2 separate regions of the Homo sapiens genome follow, and region 1 is linked to region 2. Evidence: chromatin loops called from intact Hi-C (ENCODE). Cell type or tissue: B cell. All regions are shown on one strand. Each heading gives the region's core, and the rest is flanking DNA. Links, peaks and the distances in the headings are about the cores only. Region 1 holds the start of LOC107985375 (a long non-coding RNA gene). Region 2 has its middle 9.4 kb from the start of MIR3916.

Region 1 (16,599 bases), core at 4,494-12,493, 180 kb after region 2:
TATTACCCAACTTTAGCCATGCCAAGTGGCCAATATTTTTGGCTTTTGAATTCCATAGGTAACTTTCCACATGAAATTAATAAGTTTTAATTAAGGATATAACTTAACCATGGAAACGTGAGTGTCTCAAAGAGATGGTAAGCAGTTTCTTTTTTTTTTTTTTTTTTTTTTTACAAGATTTAGAATTTCCCCTAGGGTATTTTAGAGAAATAAAACTTCAAGACAGGAAATCAGAAGCTATCCATGGTGGGGGGAAACCTCAACAAATGGCAAAGTTACATAAGTAAAAAAACCAGAAGGGAATCATTCCAGAAGCCAAGAATAGAACCCAGGCTCAGGCCGGCACGGTGGCTCACGCCTGTAATCCCAGCACTTTGGGAGGCCGAGGTGGGTGAATCACCTGAGGTTGGGAGTTCAACACCAGCCTGACCAACATGGAGAAACCCCGTCTCTACTAAAAATATAAAAAAATTAGCCAGGCGTGGTGGCGCATGCCTGTAATCTCAGCTACTCAGGAGGCTGAGGCAGGAGAATTGCTTGAACCCAGGAGGCGGAGGTTGAGGTGAGATGACATGGTGCCATTGCAATCCAGCCTGGGCAACAAGAGTGAAACTCCGTCTCAAAAAAAAAAAAAGAAAAAAAAAATTAGAACCCAGGCTGCCATTGTCAAAAGACAAAGCCCTGGCCACTGAGTTACAGCATTGAGCAGTTTCTATTGCTCTTCCCAGAAGGAGCCTAGAGAAGCCAGTTTAAAAGTTGCAAAGGTTTTTAGCTGCTCAAGAAAATGTTTAGGGCTGACTATGACATGAATCCCCAAGTTCCTGTCTTCTAGATGGCAGAAACCAGGAGAAAGTATCCCCACATGGTCACAAGGTTAAGCTCTTAAGGACACAAAACAAGACAGAGAAATTTCATCTGCTATTGGTTTCAGGGACCCATAGCAGTTTGCAGCTGAACAGCCTGCCAGGCTGGCTTGAAAAGTGGGCTTGAAAGTGGGTCCTGAACCCACGTTCTATCCTGTGATACTCCTTTCTCCATTACAGAACACAGAAAGACAAATTCTTAGCACAAAGTACACCAGATTTGCTACCACCTAAAACTAGTTTCACAAATCCTTTTTCTATTAATCAAACGCTTGCAGAGAGACAAATAGTGACGTTTACTGTTTACCCAGACAGCGAAAGAGAGAGAGAGAGACCAGAAACTTGGCTGGTAAGAATTTCTTACCCTTTTTGCCAGCATACTAGGCTTCCTGGCTCCCCTTCTCTGCAGCTTCCAGAACAGAGTGGTTTCTAATGACCCTGCTCACTGCACCATGGCTGTGGGAATCAAGCCACTTTACAAGAGAAAATCACCCTTTCCTGAGCTTTACGGAACCACAGACAAGATTCTTAATTGGCAAGATGCTGCCCAACAGGCTGCATGGGGAACCAAATTAACATTTTCCATCCCAGCAAAACACACATAACAAAACACACATTAGCCACCTCGTTCAGCACCCAATATCAGCCTGGCAAAGCTCAAAAACTTTTTCCCGTTGGTCCCTGTTGTCTTTGATCCACTCCAGGTGGGGAGGGATGACCTTAGAATAGTAATTCACAATGGGGTCTCTCGGCAAGACGAAGAGCAGATAGTCACCCCGAGACAGGCCTGTTGAGCCTTCTCTAGGGCTCATCAAATGTGACCAGACAAATAAGGAGGGTTTTGAGTTAGGTCTGCTGGACTTCCATCAGTAACCTCTTCTGAGATCCCTTCCACATATACAAACACACACAAAGATGAGAGGACACAGGCCTTCCCAATTAGATCCCTAACCAAGACCTCCAGGAGTATCCCTTCCAAACTATCTTTCTATTCTCCTTCTGAGAAACCTCCTCAAAATCTTCCTAATTGAGAAGAAGTCTCCCAAACCAGAAGTCTTCCTACTAGTTAGAAGGAGCCAACCAAGACTCCCCAGGAGCTGAACAGACACCCTCCAATGGGGCTACAGACACAGACATCCCATGATGGAGCTACAAATAGACATCCCACCACAGGGCTACAGAACCAGTCAGGAGAAGGAAGGAGGCATTGGCAGTGCATAGGATACTAACCAATCTGGATTAGACAACCTGCAATGGGGTTACAGACAGACACCCCACCATGGGGCTACAGACAGACACCCCATGATAGGGCTACAGTTAAGGGATGTCTCCCCGTGACTATTTCTCCACTGCAATTAAATCCATGCACATTGGGTCAGCAGTGCCCCACCAGTAGTGAGAGTATCAGGGTCAGCCTCCAGTCCAAGAGAACTAGGCAGCTGCTTGGGCAGGCTTCTGGATCCATTGCTAGAGGGCTGCCACTGAACCATGGGCAGGTAGTCACAAGGGCAATCCCGGACGAGCTACCAAATTTGTAACTGTCCAGGGGGTTCACCTTGCCCACCACTTAGATAGAGCAGATTTATTAAAACAGGGGAATTGCAGTAGAGAAAGAGTAATTCACGCAGAGCCAGCTGTGTGGGAGACCAGAGTTTTATTATTACTCAGATGAGTCTCCCTGAGCATTCAGGGAGCAGAGTTTTTAAGGATAACTTGGTCGGTGGGGGGAAGCCAGTGAGCCAGGAGTGCTGATTGGTCAGAGATAAAATCTTAGGGAGTCAGAGTTGTTTTCTTGAATTCAGTCAGTTCCTGAGTGGGGGCCACAAGATCAGATGAGCCAGGTTTTTTATCTGGGTGTTGCCATCAAGTGCAGGGTCTACAAAATATCTCAAGCATTGATTTTAGAAGCAGTTTAGGGAGTGTCAAGATTCTGTAGCCTCCAGCTGCATGACTCCTAAACCATAATTTCTGATATTCTGGCTAATGTTAGTCCTACAATGTCAATCTATTCCCCAGGCAAGAAGGAAAAGGGCTGTTTGGAAAAGGGCTGTTACCATCTTTGTTTAAACTATAAACTATACACTAAGTTTTCCCCAAAGTTAGTTCAGCCTACCTCCAGGAATGAACAAGGACCCCTTGGAGATTAGAAGCAAGATAAAGTCAGTTAAGTTAAATCTCGTTCACTGTCTCAGTCATAATTTTGCAAATGTGATTTCATGTGTCCACGTGGGGCTTTGACTGGAAATCACTGTTGTTATTTTTTTTTTGCTGCCCATGACAACATTTGAATGAGTCTTTTATAATTCTAGTTCAATTTCTCTGAAGAGAAAAGTAACCATTGTTTTGAAGTGACTCATGCACTTCTCTTTTTAGTCTGACAGCCCTGACAGAATATGTTAGCTATTCTCCAGATTTTATTTTAAAGTCCTAAAAAAATTTGATTTTTGCGGGGTTAACTTTTACATATTGTTTTTCAAAATTAATATAATTTTTAATTGACAAATTGTAATTGTATACGTGTATGGGATACATGATTTCAATACAGGTAAGAGACAGCGTAATGTAGAATACTGCCGTAAGATAGGAAGGCAGCAGATGGAGCCAAGTGTGTTGGCATGTACCTGTAATTGAAGCTACTCAGGAGGCTGAGGCAGCAGGATTGCTTGAGCCCAGGCATTTGAGTCTAGCCTGGGCAATGTAGCAAGACCCATCTCAAAAAAAATTAAAAAAGAAAGATGGAAAAAAACAAACCCAGGGATTCTCCACAATTAGTATATAAAAATAAAAAATAGGCCAGGCGTGATGGCCCACACCTGTAATCCCAGCACTTTGGGAGGCTGACGTGGGTGGATCATTTGAGGTCAGGAGTTTAAGACCAGCCTAGCTAACATGGTGAAACCCTGTCTCTACTAAAAATACAAAAATTAGCCAGGTGTGGTGGCGCACACCTGTAATCCCAGCTACTCTGGAGGCTGAGGCACAAGAATTGCTTGAACCCGGGAGGTGGAGGTTGCAGTGAGCCGAGATGGCACCACTGCACTCCAGCCTGGTGACAGAGCAAGACTCCATCTCAAGACAAATAAACAAGTAAATAAAAATAAGCAAGAAATAAAATAAGAAATAAAGGTAGCAGATGGAGATTTAGGAGACAAGGACTCCAGACATGCTCTTGCTTATTCTATACCTATAGTTCTCACTGTGTGGTCGGGGGATCCCCATGGAACTCCTGAGATCTTTCAGGGGATCTGCAAGGTCAAAACTATTTTCATAATCATACTATGACACTGTTTTCACTCTCACAAGTGTAGACTAGAATTTACTTTTCCCCTTCTTCCCTTCTTCTCTTTCTTTTTTTTGACAGGGTCTCACTTCACTCCCCAGACTGAAGTTCCATGGCATGATCATGGCTCTCTGCAGCCTCAACTTCCCAGCCTCAAGCAACCCTCCCATCTCAGCCTCCTGAGTTGCTGGAACCACAGGTGTGCATCACCACGCCCAACTAATTTTTAAGTTTTTGTAGAAACAGGGTCTCTTTATGTTGCTGAGGCTGGTTCAAACTCCTGAGCTCAAGCGATCTTCCCACCGCAGCCCTCCAAAGTGCTGGGACTACAGGCATGAGCCACTGTGCCCGGCTTAGACTGGAATTTTCAACAGGCTAATGCTCTGTGATATTGCAGTAGACTAAAGATGCAGAAGTATTAGAGACTCCAGCTGCTTTCTGCTGAGTCAGACATGAGTAAGATGTGCAAACTGTAAGTCAGTGCTACTCTTCTCAGACTTTTTAACAATTTTTCTGTTTTGGCTTCTGATACAGTAAATATCAACAGATATAATCCCCACATGAAAGCCCCCTGGAGTCCTCATTTTCAAGAGTGTAATGGGGCCTTGAACCAAATCATTTGAGAACCCCTGCCCTAGAAGTAAGAGTGTTTTAAACCCACAGCAAGCCGGCCTCTCTGGGTCTCAGTGTATCCTTTACCTAAAGGAAGGATATGAGATAAGATGATTTCTAGTATCTCCAGATCTGGACAGGTGAAGATGGCCTAACTTGGCTGGTGGGTTTATAAGCGAGTCTGACTTGTGAGGGTGAAGGGAGGGGAGGGCCCCCACACAGCTAATTGTTCCACAGCGTGGCGCTCTGGGTCTCAAAGGAGAGAGATTCCTGCTTCCCTGTTTTGCTGTTTGGTGCTTTTGTGTTCTGCTATAAGCAACAGAGAACTTGGCCAAATTAAAATGTTGCTGGGGAGTGAGTGGTAGGAAAAATTAGGATTGTGTGCTATATTTTGGGGGGTTCTTCAGAGAAACAGAATCCATAGGATACACATAGTATATGAGATTGATTATGGGAATCAGCTCACACGATTCTGGAAACTGAGAAACTCCACCACCTGCTCTCCGCAGGCTAGAGAGCCAGGAAAGCCAGTCGGGGAATTGAGTCTGAGCTTGAAGGCTGGAGAAGTGTAACTGCCCAATGGGCTCACCTTGCCCAGTGCCTGGATAGAGCCGATTTAGCAAGATAGAGGAATTGCAGTGGAGAAAGTGTAATTCACGCAGAGCCAGCTGTGCAGGGGAACGGAGTTTCGTTGTTACTCAAATCAGTCTCCCCAAACATTTGGGCAGCAGAGTTTTTAAGGACAGCTTGGTGGGTGTGAGGAAGCCAGTGAGCCAGGAGTGCTGATTGGTCAGAGATTAAATCATAGGGAATTGAAGCTGTCCTCTTGCACTGAGTCAGTTCCTGGGTGGGGGCCACAAGATCAGGTGAGCCACTTAATTAATCTGCATGATGCCAGCTGATCCATTAAGTGCAAGGTCTGCAAAACATCTCAAGCCACTGATCTTAGGAGCAGTTTAGGGAGGGTCAGAATCTTGTAGCCTCCAGCTGCATGTCTCTTAAACTATGATTTCTAATCTTGTGGCTAATGTTAATCCTACAAAGACAACCTAGTCCCCAGGCAAGAAGGAGGTCTGCTTTGGGAAAGGGCTTTGTTTTAAACTATGGTCTTTGTTTTAAACTATAGGCCGGGCACAGTGGCTCACGCCTGTAATCCCAGCACTTTGGGAGGCCGAGGTGGGTGGATCACGACGTCAGGAGATCGAGAACATCCTGGCTAACACGGTGAAACCCTGTCTCTACTAAAAATACAAAAAATTAGCTGGGTGTGCTGTTGGGCACCTGTAGTCCCAGCTACTCGGGAGGCTGAGGCAGGAGAATGGTGGGAACCCAGGAGGTGGAGGTTGCAGTGAGCCGAGATCACGCCACTGCACTCCAGCCTGGGCGACAGAGTGAGACTCTGCCTCAAAAAAAAAAAAAAAAAAGGTAAACTATAAACTAAGTTTCTCCCAAAGTTAGTTCAGCTTATGCCCAGGAATGAACAAGGGCAGCTTGGAGGTTAGAAGCAAGAAGGAGTCAGTGAAGTTAGATCTCTTTTGCTGTTTCAGTCATTAATTTTGCAAAGGTGGTTTCAGAAGCAGGAGCACTGATGTCCGAGGACAGGAGAAGGTGAATGTCCCAGCTCCGAGAGAATGTGCCTTTCCTCCACTCTTCTGTTCGGCTCCTCAACGGATGGAACGATGCCTGCCCGCGTGGGTGAGGGCGGATCTTCCTTACCTAGTCTGATAGAAACGCTAACCTCTTCCAGACTCACCCTTACAGACACACCTAATAATAATGTTTTACCACTTCTCTTGACATCTCTTCCCAGTCAAGTTGACACATAAGATTAACTTCCACAGTTGCTCTGTCCAAGTAAAGGGTTTTGCCAGGGCCCTTGACCTCAAGAGACAGAAGAACCTGAGAGCACACTGGGAGGCCATGTCACAACCCTGTGAAAGGGTGGGGAAGAACTCTCTGTCCATGTCCCTGGATTTCTAGATGTTCAGAGCTGGATGGGCCCATGAGGAGTCTTTGGTCCAACTTCCCAACAAAACAGTCTCGTTCTCGCAGCCTCCCAGGCAGGATTGCTGGGCCTTAATGTCCAGGGAAGCTGATGAGCAGGAGTGTGGGAGCGAAGCCTTCCCTTCTTCCCTTCCTGGTCACAATCAGGAAAGGGAGTTGCTCCTGCTGACCTATAGAATCTCGATTTCAAGACTGACTGATTCTACAACCAAACGAGAAAACGAGAATTCTTACGTAAGTTCAGAGTAACAACTGTATGCAAGACTCACTCCCACCTGTGTCCTCCTCGACTCATTCTTCCCCACCTCCTGTGTTTCAGTGCGTAACAAACTGCCATGGACTGGGTGGCTTATAAACAACAGGATTTTTTTTTGTTTGTTTTTTGAGACAGGGTCTCATTCTGACACCCAGGTTGGACTGTAATATGATTGATCATAGCTCACCACAACCTCAAACTCCTGGGCTGAAGTAGTCCTCCTGCCTCAGCCTCCCAAGGAGCTGGGACTCCAAGCACAAGCCACCATACCCAGCTAACTTTTAATTTTTTGTAGAGATGAGGTCTCTCTATTTTGCCAGACTGGTCTCAAACTTCTGGCCTCAAGTGATTCTCCTGCCTTGCCCTCCCAAAGATTTGGGATTACAGGAGTGAGGTACTACACCTGGCCCAACAGAAATCTATTTCTCACAGCTCTAAAGGCTGGGAACTCCAAGATCAAGACACCAGCAGGTCTGGTGTCTGGGCTGGTCTGGTGTCTGGTGAGGACCCGTTTTCTGTGCTACTGATGGCCATATATGTTCCTTAGCTATAATCTCACATGGTGGAATGGACAAGGGATTGCTCTGTGGCCCCTTTTATAAGGGCACTAATTCTCCCTTCAGGGGGCTCCACTCACATGACCTAATCACCTCTCCAAAGCCTCATCTCTTAATACCCTCATCTGGGGGGTTAAGATTTCAACATATGAATTTGGCAGAGACACGGACATTCCATTTATACCAGCACCTCTTTATATTAGGTTTCATGCAAGCAAGCCCCGTCTTTCCCCAATATCCCACCCTTCACTTCTGTCCTGGAAACTTCGGGGACGCCAATCATGTACTCTTTTTTACAGCAATTAGCTTTCTCCATCCGCTGGTGCTGCTCCGCAGTCCTCCGCTCTCCCTCCTTCCTCTTCTTAACCTGGGGAGGGCAGAGGGATGATTGTCACTAACACCCAGGACCAGCAGAGGGCAGAAGAGAGTAGCAGGAACCTCCAGTGGAGCAAAATGAGGGACTCTCCTCTCAGTTAAGCAGGTGAGCCAAGGCCAGGCCTCTGGGCTACATATACAGTCCCAGGGGGAGAGAGCGAGGTCAGGTCTAAGACGCGGGGATGCCCCAGCTCAAGATGTGCTGCAGCAGCAGCTGGAGTCGGGCTCCTGAAAAGAGTCGAGCTCAGTGTGGTTAGGAAAAACATTGCAACAGCAGTTTCAGGCTACTTCCGTTTTCTTTCTTATTTTTATCTTTAGAAGCTCAGTATATTAAAAAAAAAAAAAAAGAAATGACAAAGCAGAGTTACGAAACTCTGGTGTGTTTTAAATGTTTACATCGAATACACTTCCTTTTACAGAAAACTCAAGATTCCAGTACACTGAGCAATGATATGCTTATTTCTGTGAGCACAAAAAAGACAGTGATGAAAATACTTGACTAATGAAAAATTTGGAAGTTTGGGGTTTTTTTTTTTTTTGCAAAATGATTTCACTCTGGGACTTTTGATGTTATACCATCAGGAGCTTGAGTGACAGCCATTGTTTTATTATTATTATTTGAATTGGGGGTCTCGTTCTGTTACCCAGCCTGGAGGGCAGTGGCACAATTATAGCTTACTGCAGCCTCGAACTCCTGGGCTCAAGAGATCCTTCTGTCTCAGCCTCCTGAGTAGCTGGGACTACAGGTGCACACTACCATGCTTGGCTAATTTTTTAAACATGTTTTTGTAGAGATACGGTCTTGCTATGTGTGGTGTGGCCAGCCTAATCGCAAACTCCTGGCCTCAAACAATCCTCCCTTCTCAGCCTCCCACAAGCACTAGAATTACAAGCATTAGCCACCACACCCAGCCACAGTCATCATTAAAGGAAAAAATACTCTGTCCAGGTGCAGTGGTTCACACCTGTAATCCTAGCACTTTGGGAGGCCAAGGCGGGTATGTCACTTGAGCCAAGGAGTTCAAGACCAGCCTGGGGCAATATGGCAAAACCCTGTCTCTACAAAAAGTACAAATATTAGCCAGGTGGGTTGTGATGTGCACTTGTAGTCCCAGCAGCCTGGGAGGTTGAGGTTGGAAGATCGCTTGAACCTGGGGAGGTCGAGGCTGTGAACCATAATCAATCACGACTGCATTCCAGCCTGGGTGGCAGAGTGAGACCCTTCTCAAAAAAATATTCCGATGCTTTTTGAAATGGTAACAGAGACTTTATTTAGCACGATTCCAGCAGGGGTATTGTAATAGAGCAGAGAGAATGGACTCAACCCTGAATGCAACAAGGGAACGTTGGGATTTATGGCTAGGGAACAGGTTGGGAGTCAGTGGACAGAGATTACTAAGAGGATATAGTAAAGGTGAAAAAGATTCTGTTAGACTTTAATCAGACTCCTGAACCTGGCCTAACAGAACTTTAGTCAGGCTCCTGAACCTTCTCCTAGACCCATCTGTGCATTTCCTTATAAAATCCAGCTTTAACAAGAATCCTGCTAAGTCAGTTTAACAAGAATATCCTCATCCTTGGTATCTGACTCCTCAATGGCAGATTGGGTTCCTTATTTTTCATTATCCCCCAGGCAATGTTCAATTACCCCGGCCTGCCTTCAGCAAGAGTATGTTAGGCCAGTTCAACCAGAACCCCCTTACCCCTGATATTTCCTCTTCGTAATTTTTTATCTACTGACCCCCACCCTTCTCTTTGGTTATAAATACCCCCTCTTCCTTGTTGTATTTGGAGTCCGACCCAACCTCTCTCCCACCGCTAGATCCCACTGCCATGTTACCTACACTTATCACAAGGGTCCAGAACAAAGTCAGCCCTCCCATCCTTTAATAAGTACCATTGAATAATTTTTCCTTAACAAGGGTAGGGATATTCTTGCTAAAGTGATCTAACAGGATTCTTGCTGAAGACAGGCCAGGGTGATCAGATATCACCTGGGGGATTGTGAGGGATGAGCAACCCAATCAGATATGAGAATAGTCAGATATCAATGTGGGGAATGACTTAGCAGGATTCTTGCTAAAACTGGGCTAGGCAGGTTGATGAGAGGATGGGGGCCAAGGACAAGGCCTGGTTGAGGAGAAGATTCCGAGGAGTCTGACTGAAGTTTGGTAGAGGAGGGAATCTTTGTCACAGTTCACTGTAACATTAAAGTCTGGACTTTTTTTTCCTTTTTAACATTCTATCACACTTGGAAATGTCTTGCAACAATATTGTACTTTGAACAAAATAGTTACAGGACTATGAAAAAGAATCTTAGACATGCTACACTGTAGGCAGCATGGCCTGGACATGGACCTGTGCTTACAGCTGTATGGTAGAAAGAACCTGTGTGAAGGTGAGTTTAAGTATCGGAGTGTGAGAGGCCTTCTGAGGACACAAAGCTTCTCTGTGCCTCACCCACAATGGTGTCTTGGTGAATGCCTTTAGACTGAGTGAGCATTCATCTAGTCTGAGACTTCTTATCTACTGCATTTTTTTTTTTTTTTTGGAGAAACAGAGGTCCCACTATATTGCCCAGGCTGGTCTTGAACTCTTGGCTTCAAGTTATCCTCCTGCCTCAGCCTCTCAAAGTGCTGGGATTACAGTCATGAGTCACCACGGCCTGGTCTGTCTACTGCATCTTAAAGGAGCAGATGCTTGCTTTTTTTTTTTGAGACAGGGTCTCACACTGTTACCCAGGCTGGAGTGCAGTGGCACAATCATGGCTCACTGTAACCTTGAACTCCTGGGCTCAAGAGATCCTTCTGCCTCAGCCTCCTGTGTAGCTTGGGACTACAAGTCCATGCCACCATGCCCAGCTAATTTGTTTTTTAAATATATATATATTTTTTGTAGAGACAGACTGTTGTTATGTTGCCCAGACTGGTCTCAAACTCCTGGCCTCAAGTGATCTTCCTGCCTCAGCCTCTCGGGGTGTTGGGATTACAGGTATGAGCCACCATGCCTGGCCTACATGTCTACTTTTGATCCTGGGAATAGGCAAGCATCCTCCCTTCCCTCCTCTTTTATGATTGTTCCCTGTACATCCACCTCCAGCTCCAGGACTCTACCTCTCATCAAGGCTGACCAGAAGCAAGATGATGGAAGCCAAGAGAGCTCCTCTGCATGCTCCACTGTCTAAGCTCTGCTCTGCATCTGCCGTGATTCTTCTTCCAAACAGAAAACACCGTCTTTCTTTTTGACTACATCTGTCCTCAGAGATGGTGCTGATGGATCCATTTATAATTTATGTGAATTTAAACCTTTGCAATTTTTACATGGAATAAAAGGACCTATTTTCTGGAAAGAAAATGCTGAACAAGAGCTGAGAACCTGGGGCAATCTAAGGCAGGGGTTCCTCCCTAACACCCCTGCTGTCAGAAGCCAGCTGGTTGGCCATAGATCACTTCACCTAACACCCAGTGCCCAGTCACATTTGCCCCCAAATTGTACAACTCAAGCTTAACTTTCACATATTTTAAGATAGTGTCAGCCCCTTTTGCAATATGTAGATGATACTTTTTGTTTGTCATTTACCATTTCAAAAAAATTAAAGCATATTGAATATCTAACTTAAAGCATATTGAATATCTAGCTTGCTTTCCTCTCAGGTTACTAATAAGAATTGCATTTTTTAATGCTTAATCACATATTAAGCTTTCCATTTGGGAGTTTTGCTCTTTTGTTCTTTAAATGGTGTCTCAGTCCATTTGGGCTGCTATAACAAGGTCCACAGACTGGGTAGCTTATCAACAACAGAAATTTATTTGTCACAGTTCTGGAGGCTGGAAAACCAAGATCAGAGCTCCAGCATGGTCAGGCTCTGGTGAGGGCTGTCTTCCAAGTTGCAGACTGCCAACTTTTTGTTGTATCCTCACATGGCAGAAAGAGGCAAGAGAGCTCTCTGGCCTCTTCCTATAAGGACACTAATACCATTCAAGAGGGCTCCATTCTTGTGAGCTAATTACTTCCCAAAGTTCTCACCTCCTAATACCATCACACTGGGGATTTCAACACATGAATTTTAGTGGGGCACAGTCAGTCCACTATAAATGAATATTACCAATATTTCCATTTGCCTTCTTGCATGGCCTGCAGGAGGTCAGTGTTTTTTCTCCTCTAATGATATTGAGCTGCGGTTGGGCCCATAATGGTGAAAAGACCCGATGAAGGCCATCTCGTCCATTCAGGCTACTCTAATAAAATACCATGAACTGGGGGTGCTGATAAACAATAGAAATGGATTTCCCACAGTTGTGGAGGCTGGAAGTTCAAGATCAAGGCACAAATAGACTCAGTGCCTGGTGGGAACCCATTTCTTAATTCACAGATGGTGTTTTCTTGCTGTGTTTCTATACCCTAATGGAAGGGGCAAGGCAGCTCTTGGAGGTCTCTTTTATAGGCACTAACGCCATTTATGAAGGCTGCACACTTATGACCCAATCACCTTCCAAAGTTCCCACCTCCAAATATCATCACCTTGGTGACTAGATTTTAACATGAATTTAGAGGGGACACAAATATTTAGACCACAGCAGGTCTGTTAGCTTCACAATAGTCATGGTTCTGGCTTTCAATTCACACATATTATGGGGTCATAAAATATGTATCACCACATAAATAAATTCCCTAATCTTAAATCACTATCATATGTAATATTGTATGATGTGTTATTTGAAATAATGAAGCAAAAAGAAGACACAATAACTTAAATGCGAAAATACAGAAATTTAGAAAAAAGAAAAGTCTAATCTATTGTTTTACTACACAACTAGAATTGTCCCCACTTCGGGGAATTTGCTTCTAGCTTTTCAAAAGCTTATATGTCAGCCAGGTGCTGTGGCTCATGCCTGTAATTCCAGCACTTTGGCAGGCCGAGGCCTGAAGGTTGTTGAGCCCAGGAGTTCAAGACCAGCCTGGGCAACGTGTGGAGACCTCATCTCCATTTTATTTTATTTTATTTTATTTTATTTTATTTTATTTTATTTTATTTTATTTTATTTCATTTTATTTCATTTTATTTATTTATTTATTTTTTTGAGATGGAAACTTGCTCTGTCGCCAGGCTGGAGTGCAGTGGCGTGATCTCAGCTCACTGCAACCTCTGCCTCCTGGGTTCAAGCCATTCTCCTGCCTCGGCCTCCTGAGTAGCTGGGACTACGGGCGTGTGCTACCACGCCCAGCTAATTTTTGTATTTTTCAGTAGAGGCGGGGTTTCACCATGTTGGCCAGGCTGGTCTCAAACTCCTGACTTGTGATCCACCCGCCTCGGCTTCCTACAGTGCTGGGATCACAGGCGTGAGCCACCACGCCCAGCCAATAATTCTTTCTTTTAAGTGTTCCTACTATTTATTGTTTTTAATTATTCAAAATCTTATTTTTATTTGTACATGCACAGGGCCTAAAAATTAAAATGCTATAAATGGAACACAATGAAAAACAATTTTTTTAAAAAAATTCAGATCTCTAGTTTCCCAATTTCTCAGTTCCTCTCTCCAGAGGCAAACACTGTTACCCAAATTCTTATAAATCCTTCCAGAAAGATGGCTATGTTACTAAATACCCCTTTCCTTGTATTTGCACAAATAAAAGCACCTAAAAACTGAATTTTGGACACACAGACATATGCTCGATTTTTTTTTGTATGTAGAACGAAATAACTTTTTCTCATGCTTTTTCAAAACCAAGTATTTTTTGGTTCTGTCAAAATTGATTTATACACTCTCCTAAAAACCCATGTGACTGAAAGTACCAGCGCATGAGACAAGGAGGCTAATCAAGATATAAATGAACATATTGCTCTGTACTTTGAGACAGTCTAGAGCCTGGCGCAGTGGCTCACGCCTATAATGCCAGCACTTTGGGGGGCCCAGGTGAGAGGATCACTAGATCCCAGGAGTTTGAGACCAGGGCAACATAGTGAAACCCCATCTCTACAAAAAAATTAGCTGGGTGTGGTGGCATGTGCCTGTAGTCCCAGCTACTCAGGGGGCTGAGGTGGGAGAATTGCTTGAGCCTCGGAGGTCGAGGTTGCAGCGAGCTGTGATGTTGCAGCGAGCTGTGATCGTGCCGCTACACTCCAGCCTGGGCGACAGAGTGAGACCCTGTCTCAAAAAAAAAAAAAATAGAAAGGAAGGAAGGAAGGAGAAAGAAAGAAAGAAAGAAAGAAAGAAAGAAAGAAAGAAAGAAAGAAAGAAAGAAAGAAAGAGTCTTGTAATGTGCTTAGTAATGTAGTTGTTAGAGATGCTGGCACGAGTTCTCATCTTGTCACGAACAGGTTAAAAAGCAGTTCCCAGGCTGGCCCTTGCCTGGGAACCACACCAGATAGCAGATTGTCCCAGTTTTGAGATATCACATACAGTATTTCAATGAACATCTTTGTATACATACATATTTTCTGTATTAATTACAAATATATCTGTAGGATAAATTCTTAGACATAGAAACACTAGTTCAGTGGATACATTTATTAACAATACTGATGGCTCTTGGTCAAATGGAGAAAATAGTCATGGCAGCATACATTACATTCTGAATGTACAATGCTGCAAAATTTCCTCATCTTGCCAACATTGTGTTTTACCAAATCTCTTTTTAATTAATTAATTAATTTATTTAGAGACGGAGTCTCGCTCTGTCGCCCAGGCTGGAGTGCAGTGGCGTGATCTCGGCTCCCTGCAAGCTCTTTCTCCTGGGTTCATGCCATTCTCCTGCCTCAGTCTCCCGAGTAGCTGGGATTACAGGTGCCCGCCACCATGCCCAGGTAATTTTTTTCTGTATTTTTAGTAGAGACGGGGTTTCACCGTGTTAGCCAGGATGGTCTTGATCTCCTGACCTCGTGATCCGCCCGCCTCGGCCTCCCAAAGTGCTGGGATTGCAGGCGTGAACCACTGCGTCTGGCCCCAAATCTCTTAATCTTTATTTTTTGAAATGCTAATAGATGATTATTATTTTTTGGAGATGGGGCCTCGCTGTGTTGCCTGGGCTGGCCTTGAACTGCTGGGTTCAAGTGATCCTCCTGCTTTAACCTCCTGAGTAGCTGAGATGACAGGCAGTCCCCACCATGCCTGGCTGATTTCTTGTTTTAATTTCTATGTATTTAATTATCAGTATATCAAGCATATTTTAAAGACATTTTATAAGTCCTTTGTGTATTTTTCTTTTCTGTGAACTGCAGGTTTACACTTTTTTTTTCTTTTTTGTGGAGAAAGGGGTCTCACTATATTGCCCAGGTAGGTCTCGAATTCCTGGGCTTAAGCTATTTGTCTGCCTCTACCTCCCTAAGAGCTGGAATTCCAGGCATAAGCCACCACAGTCGGCGAACTGCGTGTTTTAGTCATTTGCCCATTTTGCTTTCTAACAGAATATTAATCTTTATTGAGTTGACCTGTACAAATCCTTTTAGACATATGTAACTGGCCATTGAACTGATCTGTACAAACCTTTTAGATATATATAATACTGGCCTGTTGCTGCTAATAACATACTTCCAATTGGACTTTTTATTGCCTTGAAAAATGCCTAATTTTACGTAGGTACCAGTATCTTATGGATTCTGCATTTCATATCTTAATTTAACAGGCATTTACCAATCCGATATTATGAATATAATCTTCCATTGCTTACTCCCACCAACAGTACACAGTTTATTCTTAACAGTGTAGAGGTTAAGGGCATCGACAGCCCCAAACACACACACAGAGGGGAAAAGCTACATGTAAATTCCAACTCCCCCAAAACTTTACTAATACCTTATGGTTGACAGGAAGACTTACCAATAACACAAGCAGCTGATTAACACATATTTTCAATGTCATACATATTATATACTATATTCTTACAATAAAGTAAGCTAGAGACTAGAAAATGTTATTAAGAAAATCATAAGGAAGATAAAATACATTTATTATTCATTAAATGGAAGTAGGTTGATCATCATAAAGGTCTTTATTCTCATCATCTTCACACTGAGTAAGCTGAGCAAGAGGAGGAGAGGTTGGTCTTGCTATCTCAGGAATGGCAGAGGCAGAAGAAAATCCACATATAAGTGCACCTGCACAGTTCAAATCCATGTTGTTCAAGGGTCCACCGTAGGTACTAAATTTTTCACTCTATATGACAACAAATTTTATGGAGTGGAAGAAATTACTCTACCTATAGTGTGTGCAGAGGGAGATGAGATTAAGATACTACCTGTTGTATGAGCAGAGGGAGATGAGATTAAGATACTATCTGTAGTATGAGCAGAGGGAGATGAGATTAAGATACTACCTATAGTGTGTGCAGAGGGAGATGAGATTAAGATACTACCTGTAGTATGAGCAGAGGGAGATGAGATTAAGATACTACCTGTAGGGTGTGCAGAGGGAGATGAGATTAAGATACTACCTGTAGTATGTGCAGAGGGAGATGAGATTAAGATACTACCTGTAGTATGTGCAGAGGGAGATGAGATTAAGATACTACCTATAGTGTGAGCAGAGGGAGATGAGATTAAGATATTACCTGTAGTATGAACAGAGGGAGATGAGATTAAGATATTACCTATAGAGTGTGCAGAGGGAGATGAGATTAAGATACTACCTGTAGTGTGTGCAGAGGGAGATGAAA
Region 2 (16,599 bases), core at 4,290-12,289:
GCTTCTGATTGCAAGTGAAGACCACCAATCGCCATCCTGAAAAATGGCATTCTCTGCTGAGCGTTTAAAGTTTACTAAAGTCTAGAGAAGGCAGCAATGTCTGAGTAAGTCTGCACTGGGAGAACGTGGACACGGGCATTAATGAATGTTTACGGAACACATACTACGTGCTCAGAAGTGTGTTACAGAGGACAGCGCTGAAAACCTAGTAATAGGTGAGGTAATTCTAACACTCCGGGAGGTGGGTACTAAGTGTTCCATAATCCCCAGGGTTTACATGAAGGGCCCAGCTTTTCTTTTTCTGTTTCTCCATCACTGAGTTTTAGAAAGAAAATATATAGAATGAAAGCTAAATACAGACAGATGGGAGAGATACAGAAAGAAGGGGTTAAATGTAGTTGAGAGGGATTTTTCGTTGTTGTCGTGTTTGTATTTACTTTCTGGTAACTCATGGAGGAACTACTGCATCTGCAGGAATGAAGAACACCTGGGTCTGCAGGATGAACAGCAGGCTGCTGGGTGGGATGTCTCTGGCAGCACTGGTTTCAATGAAAAACAAAGGGCCACAATTACACAGTGCTTTGTTCTCATTTACCTGCTTTTGGGTTTGGGAAAATTGTCAGCACCTGCTCTGGAGAGATCACAGGAACCACCACGCAACAACTCTGATGTCCTCTAATGAATTCTGCGACGGAGATTTCAGGGTGGGATAAGGCCTGGGAAGCAGGCTGATCTGGCAGAGCTGGGCCACGAAGCAGACCCTCAGCTTCTCACCTTTAGGCCTCTGGGTACTACCGGTTCTCTTTGTCCTAGGCCTGCCCAACAGACGCTTGACTCCCAGAGTTTGTGTAATTTTAACCAATTTTAGCTACTTCCTCGTCTATTTTATAAGATCCAGTCACGGGCAATTTAACCAACACCCTTAGAGCTTTCTAGGACAAATATATTAGAAACTAAATATTTATTCTTGGCAAGGAAAATGCACTAGAAATAAAGATAATAACAACTCTTTTGTCCATAAATAGCCCTTCAGGTGGCAACACCAGAACTCACAAAAGAACAAGAAAAGAGAAGTGGCCCCAATGAAGCCACAATCCTCTGTATACCTCCCTTCTTTGTGCTGACCACAGGATGCCGAATTCAACCGTTTATCCACTGGCTCTAGACTGAAAGTTCCTGGTTGGTAAGGACCCAAGACTGTGCCATCTGTTTTTGTAATGGCCATATGAAATGGAAGCAACTGGTTTATCAGTTTGAGTCTCGAGATCTCCTCCTTGTTTTTTACCCAATACCAGGAAACGGGAGCCAGTCCCATCTGGATATCAATCAAAGAGATTCCTTTTGTGAGGGGGAAAGAAGAAACATGCATGACTCATTTCTCTTCCTCTGAGATGGAAGCAGCTTTGTTTATTTGTTTATTTTTAAAGGAAAAAAGCCTACAGCATCCAGTATTCCCAGGACTGACCCTGCTTAGCTTCCGAGATGAGATGAGATAGCGCATGTTCGGAGTGGTATGGCCATAGACTGGAAGCAGATTTAGACCTTCCTGTCAGCCTGACCTGAGTCTGCACTAATGTTTAAAGACTCCCAGGTACCTGCGACAGGGTCCTCAGTGACCCTGGGCTTATGTCCCCATGGTGATCTAGGCAAGAGAGATTCCGGCTGATTCTGTGGGACAAAAATAGAAAACAGGCCGGCGCGGTGGCTCACACCTGTAATCCCAGCACTTTGGGAGGCTGAGGCGGGCGGATCACCTGAGGTCAGGGGTTCGAGACCAGCCTGGCCAACATGGTGAAACCCTGTCTCTACTAAAATACAAAAAAATTAGCTGGGCCTGTTGGTAGGCACCTCTAATCCCAGTTACTCAGGAGGCTGAGGCAGGAGAATTGCTTTAACTCAGGAGGCGGAGGTTGCAGTGAGCTGAGATCACCCCACTGCACTCCAGCCTGGGTGACAGAGTGAGACTCCGTCTCAAAAAAAAAAACAAAACAAAAAAACCCCAAAAAACAAAACTGCCACGGTGGAGTGGCAGATTCTTAATCCAGAGGAGATATCACCTGTCCCTAATTAGCTAAATCTTGAGTAAGAGAAAGGACAACAGTGCTTCCATATCACACTTTACAGGTGGGTGTGACCGTGACCACAGCTCTGCCTATTTTGTGGCCCTAACCTCACCCTGCTGAGGTTCTTGTTTACATTTACAGACTCTGTCACCAGGCTGTTTTTTTTTTTTTTTTTTTTGAGACAGTTTCACTCTTGTTGCCCAGGCTGGAGTGAAATGGTGTGATCTGGGCTCACCACAACCTCTGCCTCCCAGGTTCAAGCGATTCTCCTGCCTCAGCCTCCCGAGTAGCTGGGATTACAGGCATGCGCCACCACCCCGGCTAATTTTGTATTTTTAGTAGAGACAGGGTTTCTGCATGTTGGTCAGGCTGGTCTTGAACTCCCAACCTCAGGTGATCCGCCCGCCTCAGCCACCAGGGTCTTTTTATACCAGGAGCTTCTCACACAACTGTAACAGGTCACTGGACCTGGAAAACTCAAAGGGTGCCACTCTGAAACTGGGGCTTTAAGATGTCTATGTCGGCCAGGCACAGCGGCTCATGCCTGTAATCCCAGCATTTGGGAGGCCAAGGCAAGAGGACAGCATGAAGCCAGGAGTTCGAGACCATCCAGGGCAACATAAGTGAGATCTCACCCCTACACAAAATAAAAAATAAAATTTGCAATGTGGTGTGGTGTGTCCCTTTAGTTCTCGCTGTTGAGGAAGGAGGATCACTTGAGCCCAGGAGTCTGAGGCTGCAGTAAGCTATGAATGTGCCACTGCACTCCAGCCTGAGTGAAAAGAATGAAACCGTGTCTCAAAAAATAAAATAATTAAAAGCTTTAAGAAAGGGGAGAAGAGCAAAATTTATTCCCCTACTTTCTGGTGGAGGAATTAAGCCTCTTATTTCTAGCTGCTGTCAGTATAAAGAGCTTCTTTCATGCTTGGGGTGTACGGACACCTGCAGGGGGGTGCTCCCCAGGAAGAACTAACCGGGCCTTCAATGACCTTCCACAGCCAAGTCAAGGGCCATCGTCTTGGACTCATGGATATCTGAATTCCAGTAGGTCTGGATTCAGGCACTTGAGGGGTAGCCTGGGACAAACTGTGTATCAAAGAGGGTTTGTGGGAAAGAAAAAACAGAAAAGTGCTGTCAAGTACCCATGTTAAGTACTCAGTGCAGGGTTAGTGAAGAAGTGGTCTGTGCCTACAGATACTGGCCCAAGTGGGGCTATGCTCCGGCTCATTCCTGTGTCCATGCAGGCAGATGAGATGACGGTCATATCGTGGAGGGGCCAGGTTGCTGGGGGTGGGGATAGGCCAGGAGTCTTCCAGGCACCTGTGTGGGTTTTCCATGGGAAACTCTAGAAGCAAAGGTGCTGTGATGGGATTCCTGAGGGTGAAGCCTTGTTCTGGGAGGGACATGGCCACGTCAGTGCCTAGTGGGTATGTTTACAAGTGGGTGAAAATCACGTAGTGGCAGCAGACTAAAGACGGGGTCTGTCCTCAGAACTCTTTGCTTCTAAGTCCTCAGTCCTGTCTGATCCTGAGAAGAGAGCTGGAATCCCAGGAGAATGTGCAGTGTGTGTGCAGGAGAATAGACCCTCCCAATCCTGCGACACCCCGAGGTGCCTCCAGCCCAGACCACTGTGATGTCTTGTCTTTTTTATTTATTTTTTTTTTTCGAGACGGAGTGTTGCTCTGTCGCCCATGCTGGAGTGCAGTGGCGTGATCTGGGCTCACTGCAAGCTCTGCCTCCCAGGTTCACGCCATTCTCCTGCCTCAGCCTCCCAAGTAACTGGGACTACAGGCGCCCGCCACCACGCCCGGCTAGTTTTTTGTATTTTTAGTAGAGACGGGGTTTCACTGTGATAGCCAGGATGGTCTCAATCTCCTGACCTCGTGATCCACCCGCCTTGGCCTCCCACAGTGCTGGGATTACAGGCTGTGATGTCTTTTTTTTCTGACACCAAATGTGTGGAGTTTGCTGAACACCAACCAATTCTCCAACACCAACAGGGTGCTGGAGCAACTCAGTTCTGACACCACCCAAAAAAAAGTTGGTACAGGACCCACAGGTTCAGGACTCAGTCCCACAACACTGCCCCCAAGGCAGGGGCCAGTCACACGTCCCCGGGGGCCCAGCAATACTTCTGGGCTACTGCCTATAGATCAGAAACTCCCATCACCCACTCCTCAAGTTCAATAATTTGATACAGCTATTCGCAGAACTCAGCAAAGCACTGTACTTATGTTTACCAGTTTATTGTAAAAGATACAACTCAGGAACAGTCAAATGGAAGAGCTGAATATGGCAATGGAAAGTGGTGGGGGAAGATGGAGCAGGTAAATAGCTGTGATTAATGAAATCCTTCAGCTCTGTGTTCTCCAAGAACAGCTTAATAAAAAGCAACACCCCTCTAACTTAGATGAAGCTCCTTCTTATACCTATCACAAAGCCAGGCACAGACTCTCAAATTCCCATTTTCCCCCTATAAACAGTCAGCTGAATAATTTTGTCTTCAGTTGTTAGAACAAAATACTTATTAACAAAACTGCTTAAGATTCTCTCCTTCTCCTAGGCCCATGAATTTGTCCCACCCTTTGCTTGAGCTAACATACAACTCCTATTTATGCCCCTCCTAAGAACAGGCTGATTTGGGAGTCAAACTTTCTCTAATCTAGGATCTGATTTGCCACCCTGCATCTTGTCCTCTCACTCTCACCTTTCTACTCTGGTTTGTTCCTCCAAACGAAAGAAAGCCCTTGTCTGCCTAAACTTTGAGATCCTGGAAGATATAGTTGGTGCTTTCCCTCTGTTGTAATACTCCTTTGAAGTAAGTAACTTCTTATCTAAATGTGAATTTGTTTTATTTGACAAAGTCTAGAAACAGCCCCAGAACAATAACAATTCCATCCTCAGAAAGAGCCTCCAGACTCCGACCCCAACAGCATCTGCCTGTGGATCCCAGCTCTCTAGGGCTCTATAGCTCCTCTCAGTATAAAGTGCTCCTTTCATGTTGGGGTGTGCAGGCTGGGACACCTGCAGGGGAGGCTCCCCAGTAAGAACTAACCGGGTCTTCAATGACCTTGTTTTGCAGGCTCAAGATTGGCCTTGGCTTAGAGTCACTGGGCTCCGACTTCTATTTCCCAGTCAGGGTTATTCACTTAGTTGTAAATGAGAAAATGCTCAGTGTTTGAAGAATCCAGCAAAATCACTCAAACACAGTGTTTATTTAAGAGAATAAAATTATAAGGCACTTACATTGTATACCTCAATAGAAAAAGCAAAACTCTCTATCAGTTTCAGACAATAAACATGTCACATTATTTCCGTAATTCAAATCATTCAGTAAACAATCACATATGAACATATCTAGGAGATGCCAAGTCCCATCTTGTAAAATTCAGTATTAAACTCAGACATCTAGATAATAGAGATATCAACTCCACAAGTCCTCTACCCTGCAAAAAAGAGGAACTAATATTTTGATGAAGCAATGTAATTCACCAATTAATCTACTACTTTTTTTGTGGAAATGTATTCATTTCCTATAGCCATACTGGAAGAGGATTTTCCCTATTACTTTCCCTGGTAGCATTCCCACAGCTACGCCCTGGGATTCTGTTTAAAATCACCCCTAAAAAGGAACAGGCCTGACAAACTTACTATACTCTAGGGAAGAAAAAGGTAAATCAGAATTTTTAACAAGTGAATATTTGACTATATATGTAATGTCTTTTCTGAAATCCACCTCTTAAACATTTTCTTACCTTTGAAACTCTACTGTTAAAATGCAATTGACAGTTAATAAAAAACTAAGGTTGAATTAAGTGAAAAAAATGTTTCAAGGTGTAAAACCCAGGAAGTGGCAATGCTGATTGGAACACAGACAAATCTGACTCAAGTGCCAAGTCAGGCCGTCCTATCACTTGGGACCTTCCTCTGTTTCCATACTGCTCACTGACCACCTTCCCGCCTTGCCCAGGAGCCACCACACTGTGCCCCACTGGGTGCCCCAAGTGGCTTGACTTTGCAGATTCTCGCGCCCCCTCACTGCAGTGGGTCTTCCTTGTCCTTTGGAACAGTTTTTCCCCCTTCACAAGTCTGAGAGAATCCAGATGTCAGAAATCATTTCTGTTTTTTCTTCTCAATATCAGCATCCAACTGGCTGACCAGCAATGTGTCCCCAAGGAACAGACGCTGGAGTTGGGTGAAGACAATCTGCATGTCCTAAGGGGTTAGCTTTGTAAATGAAGGGTAGGACCAGCTTCCTCTCAGCCCCAGGGCATCCATCTGCTCCCTTAAGAGGCTCCACCTCCATCACTGAGGCTGTCCTCTGGGAGGAAAGGAACAACGTGCTAATGTTCACTAAACATGCCTTGAGATGGGTCACCCCCAGACAATTATGAAACCCAGGCACAGAAAAAGACTGGAGGGTGGCTGAGGACACATGACCTTGTAAAATTTCCAAAGCAGAACCTCAAACCAAAGACATTCCGATAAGGTGTCTGTGCCTGGGGAAGATAAAAGAAGAGACACAAAGATTTTTTTTAAAGCAGTGTGTCAGGTGATTCTTCTCTGCTCACATAAAATGTTTACAAACAGAAAACAGATGTCTAAAAAAAGTGCCATCCAATGCTCTGTGAAAAAATGATGAAAACACTGTGTGTGAAATGTACAATAAAGGACACACAGGCTGGGGGGACAGGATGGTGGATGTGAGACCGTGCTTGCCACACATTTGGAAACGCAGTGGAAAACCAGTCCCCCTCTGGAGTGTTTAAAATAATTAACTAGCAATCAATTAGACTGAAGTAGCACTAGGACCATCGGTTCCTAAGGAAAAAAATCTAACTGAAATACATGTCTTGTAAATTACTACCTTAGGAAGAAACGATTTTCAGCCTGAACCAACCACAAACCTCCAATTAACCTCTCATTAAATAACCAGGAAATTTCCACCTGGACAGTCCACATAAGGCGACTCCACAACTGTAACTGTAACCAAGTTCTGAATTTGGTTCGCTTCCTTATGCCCCTTACAAAAGCCTTTGCTCCAAGCACCCACAAACCATGACTGGGCGCTCTGCATTGATGAACAGCTCTTTGCTCAAATAATCTCTTTAACGTTTAAACCTTGATTCCCTTTTCATTTTTACCAGGAGAAAGGAGGGCCTGGGACCCCACAGCCCACAGCTCCTCCCACGCAGTGGCTCCTCCTGGGTCGGGGCTCTCCCCCAGGCCCCTGCCGTCGCCACCGCACAGCTGCCAGCGAGGGGACGCGCCGGGCGGAAGTCGAGCGCAGAAGCGGACCGGACGCCGGGTGAGGCTGGCGGCCCAGCCCACATCCTGAGGCCAGGGGAAGCTGAGGGCCGGGCGGGTCCAGCGGGGTCTCGGGTCTGCAGACTCCGGAGGCAGCTGTGGGGAGGCCTGGGGCCGCCACAGCCAGTTCCAGCCCGTTTCCATCAGCCCCCTGCCCACCTCGGGACCCCGCCCACATACTCACCATTTCCCAGCTTCCCGGGTGTCCAGGCTGCTTAGCTATGGATCTCCTGATACCTGCAGGTCAGAGGGCAAGAGGCTGTGGCGGCCACCTGAGCTTCCCCGAGCAAAGCACGCCGAGCACAGAAGACGACCCAGCTGAGGCTGGCAGGAGAGACGAAGGCCCCGCCAGATCCCGGAAGCCGCGCCCTTCTGTCCGGCTGCACGCCCGATTGGACGGTTCCTACGTCAGCGCCCCTGATTGGATAGGGCTCCAGGCCCCGCCCCCTCAGTCCCTGAGTGACGGAGGATGTGATCGGACGCTGGGCTGAGGGCGACAAAGTGACAGGTTCTTGGCTGCAGCCTTTTCATGCAGGGCTTCCTGCTTGCGCTGGGCCTGGCCCAGCCCAGGGGGCATTTTCATTTAACCTTTTGTATAAGGTTATATCCATTTATAAATAATATATATATGTTATTCACAAATGAAAACAATATAATGGCAATGATTTTAACATTTCAGATTTTATGACCTTTCTGGCCTCTGGTAGTTTGATCAGGCAGCCTGAAATTTCAAAAAGGGAGGCAATCCTTTAAGAAATAAAATGTAAGCCACGTGTGAATTTTAAATTTCCTAGTAGCCACCTTTTAAACATTAAAAGTAACAGGTGAAACTGATTGTAATAATTTATTTAACCCAATATATTCAAAATATTATCATTTCAATGTATGATCAATATCTCAATATTCATCAATATATTAATGAACTATATAATTTTCGGTAGTCAATCTGTGAAACTCACTCTGTATTTCACCTTCCCAGCACGTCTCTGTTCAGCCACATTCCAGGCCCTCAGTACTCACACATGGCCAGTGGCTGTCACACTGCCGTGCAGCTCTGAGGGAGGTGAACGGTCTGAACCCTCATTTCCTTCCAGCAGTGAAAGATCGGTCCTCCTTATCAACGTCTCTCCCCAGGCCAAAGGCTGAAGGGACAGGGCCCTAGAGAGAGCAAGGGCTGCAAAAAGAGAGTGTCCACAGGTAGACCATTGCTGCCCCGCCTGCTGTCCATCTTCCTCCCAAAAATCAGACAGTCAAAAAAAGAACAATGGAGCCCCCAGGAGGACCTAATCCCCAGTCTTCAGGTCTTCCACAGCTTTGACTTCCAAAGTTTAGATATACAGAAAATAGATTAAACAAACTTCTGATATTGGTATTTGGCCTTGGCGCTAATAAACAGGCTATTGGTTGTCTTTTTCCTCCTATGGTGTGGGAGACTGGGTGAGTTTATGCACCAATCACGTGTACACATCTACATGTATCTCTACATAACTCACCACCGTCTAACAAGAGATCCAAATTTAAATAAAGGGAAAAGAAAATCAATACCTATAGGGTGCCTACTGTTTGCAGGTAACTAGTAATCAGTCTCTCATTGAATTCTGACATCCTGTCTGTAATGGGTGTGTGTGTTAGTTAGTTAGTGATGCATAACAAACCACCGAAACTTACTAGCTCATGATTCGGCTGGTCAGCAATTTAAGCTAAACTCAGCTGGGCAATTCTTTTGGTCTCAGCTGGGATCCTTCAGACATGTGTGGGCAGATGCTGATTGCAGCTGTTTCTAGGGGTGAGTTGCCTGTCAACTGGGGCACCTTCGTTCTTCTCCGTGTGGTATCTCGTTCCCCAGCAAGTTAATGTGTGCTTATTATCATAGAGATAACAGGATTCTGAAAGAAAAACAAAAGCACTCAAGTTTTGAACCTAGGTCCCAGACTAGCACACTGTTATATGTTCAGTTTTCTGTTGACCAGAGCAAATAAGACTCTAAACATTTTGAAATACAGATTTTGCCTCTTGAAGGGAGCAGCTATAAAAGCACTTTGCAAAGGACATGTATACAGGGAGGAATGAAGAATATTTGCAATCAGTATCATTATGCCTTTTCTTGCAGATGAGGTTTATATAAGTGTTCCTAGTCAAGAAACTTCCAAAACCCCACAGCTACTAAGCAGCTGGATTGGGATACAGAATCAACTGTAACTCCAAAGCCTGTGTACCTCCATAGACCATACTACTCATGCAACTGCCCTGGGTCTTCAAGGTTCTGGAGAGTTATACTTCTGCTGTTGAAGCAGAATTCTTTTGATATTTGTGCCCATATGGTACTGTTTATCATTGGCATAACATCCCTCAAGAAACTGCAGAAGCATGTTGGAAGGATATGGAATATTTAGGAAAATAGCTGAGGAATGAGTTTAGGAAATCAAAGCCAAACAACACATTATTTATTTTTCATCATAGGAGACTTTGAAAACATAAAATGTATTCCATATATCTGCAAATTCTTTTCATCATTTTTGGGTATTTTTAGGCTGCTTATGATTTTAACACAGACTAAAACTGCTGTGCCTGAAATAGCCTCTTATTCTGAAAGCAAGTGACATAAAGATAGGTCTGCTGATAAGACATTTTCTCCTGCTGCAATTTAGCAAAATATCTGAGTATGTCTTAAAGTTTTCCTTAGATTTTTAACAGGGCCAATTTATAGGCAGTAGCTCAGAAGTGTAGATGGTCCCACAGGGCTTGTGACTGGCATCTGGGTTGTTCAGACTTCTTTATATATTTTCACTAACAGTTCTTTATCAGCTATGTCTTTTGCAATTATTTCGTTTCATTCAGCAGCTTGTCTTTTCATTGTCTTAACAGTATCTTTTGCAAAACAAGATTAAAGTCCAATTCATCAATTTTGTCATTTATGACTCATGCTTTTGGTGTTGCATCTGAAACCTTGTTGTCAAACCCAAGGTGTCCTAGTTTCTGTTGTCTTATCTCCTAGAAGTTTCAGATTTTACATTTCACATTTAAGTTTTTGATTCATTTTGAACTACCTTTGTGAAAATTGCAAGGTCTTTGTCTCATTTATTTCTTTGCATATAGATGTGTAGGTGTCAAGCAATATTTCTTGAAAAAAACCATTTTCATGAAATTTCCTTTACTCCTTTGTCAAAGAATAGTTGACTGTATTTTGTGGGTTTATTTCTGAATTTTCTATTCTGTTCTATTGACCTATTTGTCTATTCTTTTCCAAATACTACACTGTCTTAATTACTATAACTTTATAATGAATCTTAAAATCATGTAGTGTGAGTACTGGAAATTTACTCTTCATTGTTCTGTCAACCATTCTGGGTCATTTGTCTTTCCATATAATTTTTAGGGTCAATTTATCATTATTGACTACATAACTTTTAAAGAGTTTTATTGGGATCGTTTGAATCTATAATTCAAATTGGGGCAAACCAACATCTTAACAATATTGAGGCTTCTTTTCCATGACATAGAACATCTCTCCATTTATTTAAATCTCCTTTGATTTTTTCATTAGAAACTTGTAGTTTTTGTCATGAAGATCTTTGTCATATATATATATATGACATATATATGACAAATATATATATAATATATATTTGTCTCTCTGTTTTTCTTGGTGCTATAAAAGTGGTGTTGTGTTTGTAATTTCAAATCCAATTGTTCTTTATTAATATACAGAAAATGGTTGACTTTTGTATATTAACCTCTTATTCTACAACCTTTGTATCATCTTTTACTAATTCCAGCAGCTCTTTCTTCATTATTTGGAATCGTCTACATAGACAATCATATCATCTGAAAGCAAGGACAGTTTAATTTCTTTCTCCTTAATTTCAATATATTTCCCCTTTTTTGCCTTATGGTTTTTCTACAATTATTAATATAATAATTTTTGTTGTTTAGTTTTCTGATGTGATGGTTTACATTACTTGACTTTTGAATTTTGAATCACCCTTTTCCACCTGTGATAATTCCCATGTGGGTTGTGCTGTATAATTTTTTAATACATCTTTAGATTCACTTTGCTTGTATTTGTTGAGAATTTTTGCATCTATGATCATGAGACTTCTTTGTCTATAGTTTTCTTTTTTTGTAATGTACCCATGTAGTTTGGTAGTAGGGTAATGTTGACCTTATAGAGTGGCTTTAGAAAGTATTTACCCTACTCTCATTTTTTGGAAGAGATTGTGGCTTATTGGTGTCAATTTTTCTGTTTTCTTTTTTTACTGTTTGGCACAATTCACCAGTGAGACCATCTAGACCTTTTTTTCTTATGTAAGTAATTATTAGTTATTGATTCAATTTCTTTAATACATATAGACCTAGTCATATTGTTTATCTCTCCATGTGTGACTTTTGGGAGATTGCATCTTTCAAAGAACTGGTTTTTTTCAACTAAGTTATCAACTTTCTGGTTATGAAACTGGCCTTTTGATGTCCATGAGATTAGTAGTGATGGCCCCTCTTTTATTTCTAATTAGTCATTTCTATGCTTTTTCTATTTTTCTAGCCTCACTATAGGCTTATTAATTTTATCAATGTTCACGAAAAACCAGCATTTTGTATGTTGATTTTCTCCATTGATTTCCTGTTTGCATCTTCATTGATGTCTTCTCCCATTGTTATTTTCTGTGCTTGATTTAGATTTACTTTCTTTCTCTAGTTTCCTAATGTAGGAGGTTACATTATAGATTTTAGATCTTTCGTCCTTTCAAGCACATGCATTCAGTGCACTAAATTTCCCCCTATGCACTGCTTGTGCTGCATTCCACAAATTTTCATATGATATACTTTTATTTCCTTCAAAATATTTAAATTTCTCTAGAGACTTTTCTTTGACTCTTATGTTATTTAGAACTTTGTTGTTTTGTTTACAATTATTTGAAGGCTTTACAACTGTTTCTGTTACTGCTTTCTAGTTTAATTTTAATATGTTTTCTGGGCATACTTTATATGTTAACTAGTCTTTTACATTTGTTAAGATATGTTTTATGGCTCAGAGTGTGGTCTATTTTGGTGAATATTCTTTGATTTTCTATGAGAATGTGTACTTGGCTGCTGTTGGTTAAAATATTCTGTAAACACTAATTAAATCCAGTTGATGGATGCTGTGGAGTTAAACTATATTATTACTAATTTTCTGCCTTCTTGATCTGTCAATTACTGATAGAGGTGTGTTGGTGTCTGCCACTATCATTGTAAATATTTAATTTTTTAAAAGTTTTAAAAGTGTTTGCCTCATATATTTTGATCTTCTGTTTTAGGCATATACATATTAAAGATTTAATACATTGACTTAAAGTGTTTGTCTAGTAACTCTGTCTGGGGTTTTTCAGAGATGGTTTAGCTCAAATAATTTTTTTCATTCCTCAGCCATATTTTCTTGTTTCTTCATATGCTTTGTAATTTTAGTAGTTGAAGAGTGAACATTTAAATATTTTAATGGGATAACTCAGGAAATTATTCCCTCTGCTCTAGTATTTGCTATTCTTGTTTGCTGAAGAATGTAGTTGTCTACTTTTTAAAGTGACTTTTCCAAAATATTTTTGCAGGGACTGCATTACTTGTATATAGTCACTAAAGTCTGATCTTTTTTTTGCTTGTGTTCAGTAGTGTTTTGACACATATCTCCTTGAATGAGAAAAAAGAAGAAATAAAAGCCTTACCTCTTCTGGTTTGTGTAAATGGTTCTGTGATGGGTATTTCTTTAACACTTCAGCTGTTTAAAACTCTGCTTCAGCCTTCCCTTCCCACTGAACTAAGCCTAGAGATCAACCAGTGCTGAAAATGAGAGTCTTCTCTAGTCTTTTCTGAACATGTGTTTTTTCTCGGGCAGGCAAGGGGCTTTCTCAATTCTTCAGCACACAGAGAAATTGTAACATACAAATGCAATAATTTGCAAATAACATCTGTTTTGCTCCCTCTGAAACCAGACTCTTTCACAGGGAACGCAAGCTGCTGCCTAAGACTGGCCCTGAGAAAGGGAGGGGTTTGGGCAAAGACAAGTAAAAACGCTACAAGACTTTTCTCCTATTTTTCTTTGTTTTCTTTGAGTCTGCATTCACATGATCACTGTAAACCTTTGATGGTTTTCAAGAGTATTGACAAAGTTGTTGCTGATAGTTGTGCCTGTTTTTTTATGTTTCTGTGCAGTGACAGGTGTTTGGAGTAGCTCACTCTGCCATTTTGCTGATGTCACTCTCTCCGGACTTTCTATTGTATATCATTTATCTAAATGACTTTCCTTGTGCCTTTACTAACTACATTATCTTGTTTTTTGTTGATTTGATGCACATTTTGAAATTGTGAAGTTTGAGTCCCTCTGCTTTGCTCTTTTTCAAGATTGTTGGGATATTCTGAGTTTTTTGTAATTTCATATGTAAATTTCAGCATCAACTTTAAAATTTCACAAGGTAGTCACCTGGAATTCTGATAGGGATTGTACTGAATCTGTAGCTATTTTGAAGAGTTATTGCTATCTTAATAATATTAAGCCTACTGATCTATAAATATGGGATTGTTTTCCATTAATTTACAGCTTTAGCTTCTTTCAACAAGGTATGTAGTTTTCCGAGTCTATGTTTTGTACTTCTTCTGTTAAATGTATTCCTAGGTATTTATTCTTTGGATGCTGTTATAAATGACTTTTTTTATTAATTTCATTTTTAGATATTTCTTTTCAAGTGTATAAAAGTGGAATTGATTTTTGTATCTTAATTTTGTAACTCCAATGTTGGTAAACACATTTTCATCTTAGTTGCTGTCAGGTTTAAAATTATGAGTGTTTCTAAGAATTCCCCTGTGATTTTTTTTTTTGAGACGGAGTTTCGCTCTTGTTGCCAAGGCTGGAGTGCAATGGAGTGATCTTGGCTCACTGCAACCTCCACCTCCAGGGTTCAAGCAATTCTCCTGTCTCAGCCTCCCAAGTAGCTAAGAGTACAGGCATGAGGCACCACACCTGGCTAATTTTGTATTTTTAGTAGAGATGGGGTTTCACCATGTTGGCCAGGCTGGTCTCGAACTCCTCACCTCAGGTGACCCACCCGCCTCAGCCTCCCAAAGTGTTGGGATTACAGGCATGAGCCACTGCGCCTGGCCTCAAGAGGTTTGGCTCTGGTAAAATCTCGGTTAGTTTGGCTTTTGAGAAATAGGTGGTTGGGTTTTTTTGTTTGTTTTTGTTTGTTTGTTTTTTTGAAGGCTGGACCTTTAAGAACAGAATTATCTGGACATACTTGAAAATTGTTACTTTTCTTCTCCTGCTAGAAGCAGGAGACAATGCTGTGTTCTTCATGAGGACAGGGTTGAGAGTGTTTCTGGAGAAGAACTTATCCATTTGTGAGGACCCCTGAGAATGGGTACTCTGGAGATTTTAACTCTCAAACTTAAGCAACTCACCAATTAGAGTTTAGATTTTCTTTCACTTGTGTTGTTTCCCACAGAGGTTTATTATAGTTTTCTGATCAAGTAAGTTATGATTCTCTGAAAGTGCCTCTCTATCTTTCCAATTTCGGGCAGCGATTTGCCCTGTAAATTCAATTCTCTACTGAATCTATGAAGCATTGTTGATTTCAGTTTGTTTGCTTTTTGTGCTTCTGAATGTGAATGTTGCCTTCCATGTTTGTACATGCAAGACTTGTGAGAAAACATTTTAAATGGTCCATTTTCAGCATGATAAATCTAAGCACCGGCAGCCAGCCTGCAAATGTAACAGACCACATGGCTTATGCACCTAGAAGGTCACGAGAAGTGAACAGAATGTAGAGGAGGGGTCAGCTCATAAAAGGGAAGAAAGTTTCATTATTGGGAAATCGAAACTTAAGCAGGGAAGAGGACAGGGGTATAATCTTATAAGGGGGATGATGAAACTTAGGCAATGTCTGGGAAGATTGTAACCCCACAGTACTCAACCAGTGAGGAACTGGGGGAGGGACTTGTGTGCTAGGAGATAAATTACCTGTTGTGACCGCCCCGGTTGTGCCTGCCTACCAGACACCTGATCTTGCAAGACCATTATTAAAAGTCTCCCTTTGGCTGTTCTTCAGGCCTCTAAGTCCATTCTTTGGATTTGGACAGGTGAGTGTGTTTCTCACAAGCGTGGGGGCCCATCTGGGATCCATGTGCCTGTGTGAAGTGGGACTTTGGCCGAGAGGGGAGATGTGTCCCACCTGATTTAGGTGGCCCGCTCTATCTGGGCATCCCAGCTTCCCATAAAAGGCATAAACAAACCCAAGACTATTATTCAGGAGGCAGCAGAAGCAACACAGGGAGAAAAGCAGGCACTGCGGGAACCAGGCAAACTCATGCACCAGCCAAGGAAGGAAAATTGGACTGTAAGTACTGCCTTGGTTGTGGGGCATTTTTGGAGGTCTCGGGGTGTGCAAGAAACCTCCAGTAAGGGGGGTTGAGTAGACAGGGAAAAACTCAGACGCAGAGACTGGCAGAAAATGGGAAACAGGAATTCTAGGCCTGGGAGCCAAAGGAAAGAGGGAGCCAAAGAGACTCCCTCTGACATTCCCCTGGATAGTCCTTTGGGGAGATTGTTGCAGGTTTGGTGGAACAACCCTCGAACCAGGGACAAGGAAAAGGAAAAGATGATAAAGTATTGCTGTTTTGTCTGGCCCAAAGACCCCATTCATAAGCCTTCTGTCTTTTGGCCTAAGTTTGGCTCAGATGAGGATTGTGTTCTAAGCTTTAATTCTCTCTGTGAATAATAAAACTTCATCCTCACAAGAAGAGATAGGTTACTCTCTGCTGAATCAAGGAATTAGCCCCCATGATCCCCCTCAAAAAAGAAGAAAAAGAGCCTGGTGAAGAGCCCTCACCCAGTGAAAAGCCCTGGGACCCCCTATCGTGCTTGCCCCTTCATACGTCTCACAAAAAAGGGGACAGGAAGATCAAGGGGCAGCAGGAGGGTTAGAGGAAGAAAGACCCAGAGACTACAGGGGAGCCAAGCCAACTGCTCCTTTAAATCCTTATCCAAATTTAAGAAAAGAATTACAAGAGTGTAAGAGGGATATTGAGAACTTCCCTATCCCTTCCACACAGCAGGCATCTAGCATGTTCCCTCTTAGGGAAGTTCCCATGGGACAGGGAGAGATTGGCTTTGTAAATGCTCCTTTTACAAGTACTGAAGTTAGGAATTTCAAGAAGGAAATGAAACCACTCCTAGAAGTTCCCCTCAGTTTAGCAGACCAGCTGG

Evidence for each region. A loop is a pair of places that touch in the nucleus more often than their neighbours do. Peaks named below come from ENCODE experiments on the same cell type or tissue, not always from the same donor. Only the 100,000 strongest peaks of a DNase experiment are listed, where the experiment ranks them.
Region 1: a loop joins it to region 2, with 9 times the contacts of the local background. A loop is called at or near these places in 3 of 110 quality-filtered maps.

Annotation. Positions count from the first base shown.
Region 1 is chr1:247,382,296-247,398,894 of GRCh38, forward strand. It overlaps LOC107985375 (a long non-coding RNA gene), which reads left to right and starts at 7,481. Exons shown (of 2, transcript XR_001738574.1): 1 at 7,481-8,053; 2 at 11,047-11,567. RefSeq lists a silencer at 10,546-10,828. In B cell, for the core only: CTCF peaks have their summits at 7,967 (motif pointing right) and 8,166; a DNase peak (open chromatin) is centred at 8,136; H3K4me3 peaks cover 975 bases; H3K27ac peaks cover 435 bases.
Region 2 is chr1:247,203,137-247,219,735 of GRCh38, forward strand. It overlaps the pseudogene RNA5SP82. Among named protein-coding and RNA genes, the nearest start is that of MIR3916, 9.4 kb to the left of the region's middle. RefSeq lists enhancers at 733-1,932, 7,329-7,828 and silencers at 7,313-7,522, 7,663-7,922. In B cell, for the core only: no CTCF peak of the experiment used is centred there; DNase peaks (open chromatin) are centred at 7,305, 7,775 and 9,095; H3K4me3 peaks cover 2,732 bases; H3K27ac peaks cover 4,012 bases.